Linked DNA regions of Homo sapiens: regions 1 and 2 are each linked to region 3. A link is a contact called in ENCODE Hi-C or POLR2A ChIA-PET data. All regions are on one chromosome and are shown on one strand. The core of a region is the stretch at or near the end of the contact, and the rest is flanking DNA. Distances in the headings are between cores, read along the strand shown. Region 1 overlaps LRRFIP1 (LRR binding FLII interacting protein 1). Region 2 has its middle 13 kb from the start of RAB17-DT. Region 3 has its middle 12 kb from the start of MLPH.

What was found. Hi-C counts contacts between places; a loop is a spot of excess contacts on that map. ChIA-PET counts read pairs that join two places held with the same protein, here RNA polymerase II (POLR2A). Pooled maps may share reads with other maps.
Region 1: a pooled map shows a loop between it and region 3 (5-fold over the local background). The contact joins two enhancer-like sites. A Hi-C loop is called at or near these places in 1 of 168 maps with a recorded cell type or tissue (PC-3) and 4 of 50 pooled maps. POLR2A ChIA-PET finds 5 or more read pairs at or near these places in 1 of 52 experiments (HEK293T).
Region 2: a pooled map shows a loop between it and region 3 (4-fold over the local background). The contact joins two enhancer-like sites. A Hi-C loop is called at or near these places in 4 of 50 pooled maps. POLR2A ChIA-PET finds 5 or more read pairs at or near these places in 3 of 52 experiments (PC-9, SK-N-SH and WTC11).

What each region holds. Positions count from the first base shown.
Region 1 is chr2:237,701,199-237,703,917 of GRCh38, reverse strand. The region is part of intron 1 of LRRFIP1 (LRR binding FLII interacting protein 1); the gene reads right to left. Among named protein-coding and RNA genes, the nearest start is that of LRRFIP1, 75 kb to the right of the region's middle. RefSeq lists enhancers at 1-225, 226-1,106. Within about 2 kb of position 1,342, at least 35 of the 41 ENCODE cell types and tissues checked have a DNase peak (open chromatin) inside an H3K27ac peak, as active enhancers do.
Region 2 is chr2:237,602,526-237,605,225 of GRCh38, reverse strand. No RefSeq gene overlaps it. Among named protein-coding and RNA genes, the nearest start is that of RAB17-DT, 13 kb to the right of the region's middle. RefSeq lists a silencer at 798-978 and an enhancer at 630-1,133. Within about 2 kb of position 1,450, at least 15 of the 41 ENCODE cell types and tissues checked have a DNase peak (open chromatin) inside an H3K27ac peak, as active enhancers do.
Region 3 is chr2:237,473,996-237,476,695 of GRCh38, reverse strand. No RefSeq gene overlaps it. Among named protein-coding and RNA genes, the nearest start is that of MLPH, 12 kb to the left of the region's middle. RefSeq lists silencers at 1,000-1,079, 1,100-1,509. Within about 2 kb of position 1,320, at least 37 of the 41 ENCODE cell types and tissues checked have a DNase peak (open chromatin) inside an H3K27ac peak, as active enhancers do.

The sequences.
Region 1 (2,719 bases), core at 93-2,592, 230 kb before region 3:
ACTGCTTGAAGAGCTTCTGAACACGGCCTGTCACTTTCTGTGAGTAGCCTGTGGGCTGACCGTGGCCCGGGGAGGCCACAGGAATGCACTGTGCTGTGAACGTGCCATGCTGTCTCAGCACTGCTTGAGACAGTGGGAGGGATTTCTGAAATGTGGTTTGGGTGCCCAGTCTCCAGGGAAACAGGCAAAGCACCTGGTGACAATGTACATGTGATGAGGACCACATGGGGGAAGAAACGTGTGGCAGGGGCGGGGGCTGCTCTGGAGAACTTGACCCAACCCCGGGGGGCTGGGGAAGGCATCCGCAGGACAGGAGCCCTAAGCCGGACCCTGAAACAGGACAAGCAGAGCCGGGGTGGCTGCGACCAGGAGCTGGTGACAAGGAGTGCAGACGCCTGGGGTGCAGACCCTCGCCCTCAGCCTCCGTATCTGGAACCTCGTCTTGAAAGAATTCAGAACCACTGAAGGGTTTTAAGAACACAGCGGAATCTGACTTTTGTTTTAGAAACAGGGCTCTGATAGAAATGTGGGGAGCAGGTATGGGGTGGGAAGAGCAACAGGAAACCAAGGAAGTGAGTTGACAGGCTGCTTCCAGCATGGGGACAGGAACGGGCTGGGCTGCAGCGGATCAAGCTCAGTGCCAGGGTTCGGGCCTGTGGAGTTTAGGATACAAAGCAAAAACTGCAAAGGGCTTCAGAGAACTCAGGAGACGAGACTGTGCATACCCCAGACGGCCTGCAGGTTGAGTCATTCTTTCCCTCCCATCCGAGCTTGCTGGATCCTCCACTGATTAGATTAGAACAGCGGCTTCTTGGCATGGCCCTCGCTAGGGTTCATGGGGGCTGGTCTGTCCCCACCCTACAGGAGCCAACAGGGAAAGAGCAAGCCCTTGCCTGCTCCTGGGGTCCTACACCCTGAAGCCTCCTTTCTCTGCCCATACAATCTTTGCTGAGATACTAAAACATTTAGGAGTACAGTGAAATTATCTCCCTCTGACTTGTCTTCAAATAACCTGGGTGGGGTGTAAACGGCTATAAGCTAACAATTGTTGAGGCTGGGTAGTGGGGGCACAGGGCTCTTTAAACTGTTGGCTGAGTCCCATCCCAGATCTGGGTTCCCACAAGCCCCTCCCCCTGCCACCTCCTTGCCCAGTATGTGGAGTCGTTCAAGATAAGGGCCCCTGCCGTGCAGCAGGACATGCATAGCTCGGTCTGGCTGCTGTTTCATAACAAAGAGCAAAAATTTAAAAAGAAAGAAAAGAAGGAAGGAAATGGAAGAGCCCCAAAACCAAAACTCATGCTTTCTGCTGCTGGAAGGTGGCCCGCTGCTGGGTTTTGCAGCGCTGCCCCCACCGTGTCCTCTCTCAGTTCCTGCTGCTGCCCGCGGGGTTAGGATGGAGCAGAGGGAGGAGCTCCTCTGACAAGATCCAGGCTCCCTGGCTTCTCAGGAATGCCCACAATGGTTGGTCCAGAACCATTCCTGTTCAGAACACACAGCCTGGCCCTTTCCCTGGGATCCCACCCATCCTGGCCAGGGACCCCACAGACAGAGTTTTACAGGAACTAGGTCTTACAGCAAGATACTCTTTGAGGGTGGGGATGGCTGGGAAAAAAAGATTCCATTTACTATCAAAGTTGCCTCCTTGTCCTAATCCTAGAAAGCCGAACCACGACTCGAGTTCTATTGTTGCGTCTTATTTTACCATATGTGAATATGACAGCCCTCTGATAGGGAGGTGGTGTGTACGGTGATAAGAGATCTAAAAATACACGAGGAAGCACAAGTATGACCCCCAGGGCCTCCGAAACAAATGGCTAAAAAGACAGCCAGGCTCTCCCAGCCACATTAATGCCAGCCCCACAGCCTGCTGTGGAGCCCAAGTCTATGGGGGCACCTCCCTGGGAGCCCCATCTGCCAGGCACCCAGCCCACAGGCCAGCTGGGGAGATAGGCACCAAAGTGACCCTTCTCCCCCTGCAGGGTCTTTTCTGGGCTGCATGGACCCATGCGTGACATCTCGGGAGCCAGGCTGGAGAGGCCTGCAGAAGACTGCGTGAAGAAGTCACCATCCCCATCCCGAGCCACAGATAAAAGCACATGTTAGGAGGTGCTTTGCAAAGGGACCCCACGGCATGCAGAGGGCCCTGAGGGGCTCTAGTTCTAGACAGAACCACACAGCAGAAACGGCTTCTACCGGGGCAGGGCACACAGGGCAGTGAGGTAAACAGTCTAACCCATGCCTGTTCTTCCAGGGCTCCCCATGGGCCTCCCGCTCAGAGCCCCAGAGATTCCCAGCTATAAGAAGACAGTCACCCAAAGATAATGGCCGTCCCTTCTTCCGGGTCAGGGAACTCAGGGACAGCCCGGCTCAGGCTGGGGGCTCAGGCCAAGGAGAACCAGAGAGAGAAGAAGTTATTGACCAGGACACAAGGAGAAACCCCAGCGGAGCGCAGAGTGGAGAGCCCTCCCGCACGCCCTCCTGGCCTAGCCCACATGTGCTTCCATCCTCGCATGGCCTCAGCCTGCGCTGGAGGTGTTGTAGGCAGTGGGAGTACTGCCTAAGGGTGGGGACAGCCCAACACCCTGAACCCCAATTCCAGTGACGTCTGGGGCTCTAGCAGCTCTAATGGCATTTGTATCCTTCTTGTGGCTCCTACCAGAAGATCATCATGTGGTCTCCTCAAAGAACAGAAACACAACCAACACTGGTGGGGCAGGGG
Region 2 (2,700 bases), core at 201-2,700, 130 kb before region 3:
AGCACCGGGAGTATGGAACAGATTCTCTGCAGAGCTTCCAGGAGGAGCTGCCCTGCCACCTTCTGGCCTCTTCTCGGGCTTCTGGCCTCCAGGACTGCGAGACAATCAGTTCCTATTGTTTAGGCCACTCAGGTTGTGATAGGTGGTTACAGTAGCCCTGGCAAAGTCACACACAGGGCTGGGGGCAGCATTGTTTCTCCGCTTTCTTTCTTTTTTTTCTTTTGAGACGGAGTCTAACTCTGTCACACAGGCTGGAGTGCAGTGGCATGATCTCGGCTCACCGCAACCTTGGCCTCCTGGGTTCAAGCGATTCTCCTGCCTCAGCCTCCTGAGTAGGTGGGATTACAGGCACGTGCCACCACACCTGGCTAATTTTTGTATTTTTAGTAGATACGGGGTTTCGCCATATTGGCCAGGCTGGTCTTGAACTCCTGACCTCAGGTGATCCACCCGCCTCGGCCTCCCAAAGCTGGGATTACAGTCGTGAGCCACCACACCCGGCCGTTTCTCCATTTTCTACGGGAGACATGTTTTCCACATGTTTGGACCGTCCTTTGGGGATAACTGTGAGTGAGCATCTCACTTGAGAACCTCCCTCACATCCTCCACGTACTTCGCCCACGGTGGGGAGGTGGGGAGGTGGGCCCAGCAGCCTGTGGCCTCGGTGTGCTTGCTGCACATGGAGTGGACCCCATGTGGCCTCCTCCAGTGAGCCTCCAGGCTTGGGATGGGCCAGGTGCTGGAGCAAGTCCATTCCAGAGCTTGGTTCTTTTAAAAATTTCTATAATATATATACATATATTTTATAGACAGAGTCTTGCTCTGTTGCCCAGGCTGGAGTGCAGTGGCACGATCATAGCTCACTGCAACTTTGAACTCCTGGGCTTAAAGGATCCTCCTCCCTTAGCCTGCCAAGTAGCTGGCAGCTAATTAAAAAAAAAAAAGGGTGTTTTTAAAAAAAAAAAAAAATTGATTGGGGGGATCTCACTATGTTGCCCAGGCTGGTCTCGAGCCCCTGGCCTCAAGCCATCCTCTCGCCTCAGGCTCCCAAAGTGCTGGGCTTACAGAGTGAGCCACCGTGCTGGCCAGAGCCTGGTTCTTAGTGGGCCAGTCAGGGAATTTCAATGAAAAGTAAGGAGCCAAAGAAAGAAGACAAGGAAGTTGAAATAGGTCGGGGCTGAGATAATCCTTAGAGATCAACATCTCGGGTCTCAGTTGTTTATCTAAACCGAGCTGAATTCCAACCCCCACCCACACCTCCTGCATCTTCCCGGGGCTCTCAGCTTTGCTTTTTCAGAACGGTTTTCATTGTGTGTGTTGCCGCTGGCTGGATGTGAGGGTGAGTGATTTTACCGTAGCATCAAGTGTAGCCCAGAGCAACAGATGAACTCCGGAACAGAGTCATTTCCTGGATTCTGCCCTCTGGGTTCTAGATGCTTCCTGACAGTTCCGTTTCTTGACGTGCAGTTGCCGAGTCAAAGGCTGTGTTGTTGAATTCATTGCTACGCATCCCAGGTTTGCCCTCTCAGAAAACTGCACTGCCAGACAGTCTCAGCAACGGTTGGTGGACAGTCTCTACTGTTTTGCCAAAGCTTGGATGTGATGAGGCTTTGCCAATCTGACCTCCATGCTGACCGGCTCCTGCACGTGCTGGTGAGGCCGAACGCTCCTGCTAGCGCTGCCTGCACACCTGGGACTCACTTTCAGCGAATTGTCTGGCTGTGCCTTTGTCCATTTTTTGCTGATTTATAAATCAAGGATTTTAAAGCCACATGTTTGTGGCAGTTATTGTCCCAGCATTTTGTTTTATCCATATGCTTTTCTTGATATACAGGTGGCTTTCATTTGCAGAGGTCATTATTTCCTCCCTCTTATGGTTTGGTTTTTGCATTTGCCTCTGTGGGGTAGGTTAAGAAAGTTGTGGATTTGAATCCTTGTTCGATAGCTACGTAACTCTGGGGAATGTACTTAATCTCTCTGAGCCTCAATTTTCTCATCCGTAAAATGGGGATAACAATATCCACCTCCCTGGTTTGTTGGTGTGTATGGAAAAACTCTCTCAAACTGCGTTTTTCCTCTTTCACTCCACCACCACCTCCACAATCATCAACACAGAAGACGTCTGCAATAAAAGGCGTGGGGGTTTCCCCACACATTAAGCAGTGGGCCCCAGCTGGGTGTTCAATTCTAACACTGTCCACCTGGAGATAGCACCAGATCCCACTGGGTGGGGGGCTCAGTCCCCACGACTGCCACCCACCCCAGACACCAGTCATAAGCCTGGGCCTCTCGAACTTCTGACGGATGGGCTTCAAGTTGGGGTTCCCATGACCTCCTCTCTGTGTTGATCAATTTGCTGGAGCAGCTCACTGAACTCAGGGAAATAACTATGTTTGCTGGCTTATTGTAAAGGATGTTACAAAGGACACAGATGAAGAGATGCGTAGTGCGAAGTATGGGGGAAGGGGCAGGGAGCTTCCAAGCCCTCCCTGGACACATCATCCTCTGGGAACCTCCACAAAGTCAGCTCTCCACGGCTCCCTGAACCCAGTCCTCTTGGGTTTTTATGGAAGCTTCATGTTGACAGAATTCCTTCCCGCATGGTATGAGGCGGGACCCTCCCAGGGGAGGCTGTTAAGACCTACAGTCAGAAAAGTGAGGGAAGGTTAGAGTCCTGCCTTGTGGCAGGAAAAAGGAAGG
Region 3 (2,700 bases), core at 71-2,570:
ACAGCACACTGGCAGGTCCCGTTAGTTGTCTACTCAATAACCATGTCCCTCGTATGCTAACAGAACCCTAACTCCAGGTAGAGGAGCAAGGACTTCAACTAAAAATAGGCATTTTCCAGCCTCCCTTGCAGTGAAGATAACCTGCATGGACACTTCTGGACAATCGAAGTGCAAGAGGTTCCTGTCCCTTCCAGAATAAACAGGAAACCCTTACTAGGAGAAAGCCCTTTACCTCCTGTCCTTTCTCCCTTCTTCCTGCCTGGATCTTGAATCTGAGATCTGCAGCTACAGCAAGTATCTGGCAACCAGGAGGAGACCAGCAATAGGATGGTGAGGATTGGGGATGGAAAGAAAGCCCAGTGTCCTGACGCATCGCTGAGCTGTGCTCCCAGGCTGACAGGCGACTTCTGAACTCCTTGTTATGGGAGAAAAACACACCTGCACATCTAGGCAACTGTCGGTTGCGTTTCCTGAGCTTGCAGCTGAATGCATTCCTAACTGATTGAATGAGGAAGATGAGGAGGAGGGTGCCAGCTACAATCCTTTCAATGCCAGGTGCTGTTCAAGCGAGTTTACGGGTTCAACCACATTTAATCCTCACAGCTACTAAATGAGGCAGATGCCAGTACGGTCCCCACTTCAGAGAGGACTGAAGGGAGGCATGGGTCCTTGTCTGAGAGGCAGGCGCAGTGAGTCAGGGGTGGAGTAGGAGTGTGTCCACAGCACTTCCGAGTGCCGGCGTATTCACAAATGGCTCATAGGTTCTGTTGTTGTGGTTACCTTAGAGGATTTGTGTGCACGCGCGTGTTTGTGTGTCAACACCTCTAGGATGGTGCTCATGGCATGGGAATTCCTTTCCTCGCTTCCTGCATCCTTCCCCTGGGTCTACTACCTTTTGCCAGGGACTGGGGACATAGGAAAGGATAAAGATCGAGGGCATCCTCCAAGGCTGATCCCGACATCCCCGGGACTGACGTACGGCCTCCAGACCGATGTCAGTATCCTCTCTGCCAAGAAAAGGGGTCCCCGGGCAGGCAGCGCGGACCCCCTCGGGGCCCCGCCGGCTTCGGGCTGTTTCCCGCCGTGACTCCTCCGCTCCGGGAGGGGGCGACAGAGGCCGACGGCTGCAGCCGGGCGCGCCGCCAAAGCTCCTGCTTGTAGGGCGGGCCGGGGTCCGGGGTCTCGGGGTCCTGGGAGGCGGGGCGGTCGGTCCGCTGGGGGCGGTGAAACCGAGCTCGGCTCCTGCCCGGCGTGGCCTCCGTTTCCCAGGCTTCTGAGCTCAGGGCCCCGGCTGGGCTTCGGGAGGGTCCTCCCCGCGCCGCCCCGGCCCTTCCGTCCGCCCCCCGCGGCCCGGCCCCGCCTCGGAGCCATTCTGGGCGCGGCCTGGGCGGCCCTGGGGTGATTACTGCCCCGGCCGCAGTTCCGCGCGCCCCCGCGTCTGCCGTCCCCGGACCCCGAGACCCGAGATGTGCGCCCCCGGCCCTCCAGCCCTTCCCGGGGACCCCGGGGCCTCGGAGCCCCGCGCCCACGCATTGTTTCCTTGGAAATGGAGCCCCCCAGCCCCACGTCATGTTGCCGGGAGCCCCTCGTTACAGCAAGCGGCTGCCGGGAATCAGTGGCCACTAGGACCTTTACCCCGAACGCTACGCAGCCGTGGGGCCGCTCTCCTCCCCGCCCTTTTGTGGGATTCAAAGTCAAACCACACTAAGCCATAAATAAGTGGTTGTGGGAATCCAGCGCTGGGCCCCTCCATCCAACAGACTTTATCCACAAATTACTTGAATGCCTTTTTGTGTGTTTAGTATCAAATTAAAAAAATTCTCCACTCTTAATGCCCCTGCCTGGCGTATCGGCGGCCCAAGCCTCTGCGTGGTCAGCCCCTGGGGAATGACTTTGCAGGGGGGCCTGCATCGCATTGCACCATTGGGCTTTCTGCTCCCTGAGTTCTGCTAGGGGAGTCCCTGGGGTCGGGGAGCCGGAAGTGCTGGGATTTCCCACCATCCTCAAATACAAGGTCAAGATCCCTGGACCGTTGCCCATCCAAGCCCCAGGAACTCCAGGCCTGCAGAGGCCTCCAGGGACCCACCCACAGCCGCCTGGGGCTCTCCAGCCAGGGTTGCGCCCCATCCCCAACCCCAACCCTAACCTTAGCAAGCACTACTGCTTGGGAAGGCCAAGCTCCCAGTTCGTCCCTTTCTGGCCTGAGCTACCCCTGGAAGCCTGGCCCCTGCCCCGCTCTGGGGCCAAGCTGAAGGGGCATCATTTTTGGCCACAGTTGCAGGGCAGAGGCTGGGGTCAGCCAGTGGGTGGACCAGGTGGGCCGGGAGTGCCAGGGGAAGCTGCCAGGCTTTGTTTCTAGCTGAGAGTAGGGGGGTGGATGAGCTGGATCTGGGCCTGCCGTTTCCAAGGAAACAGTGGGAAACTGGGTGTCTCTGTCTGTGGCTTCCTCATGTCATGGGGTGTGTGGTTTCTGGAGCCGCCTGACAGCCTGACCAACTTGGGGCCACTGTGGCTGTGGGAACATATATCCTGAGTTCCAAGCCATTTAGTGAGGAAGCTGCAGAGAGGTTGGGAGGCGCTTCTTCTCACCAACCGTTCTCACCCAGCACCTCCTACCCGAGGGCACCTCCTACCCTAGGGCTTCCCTGGTGCTGCTGCCTTACCTGGGTCTAAGGTCTGAGGTCTAGACGCTCAGCCGTC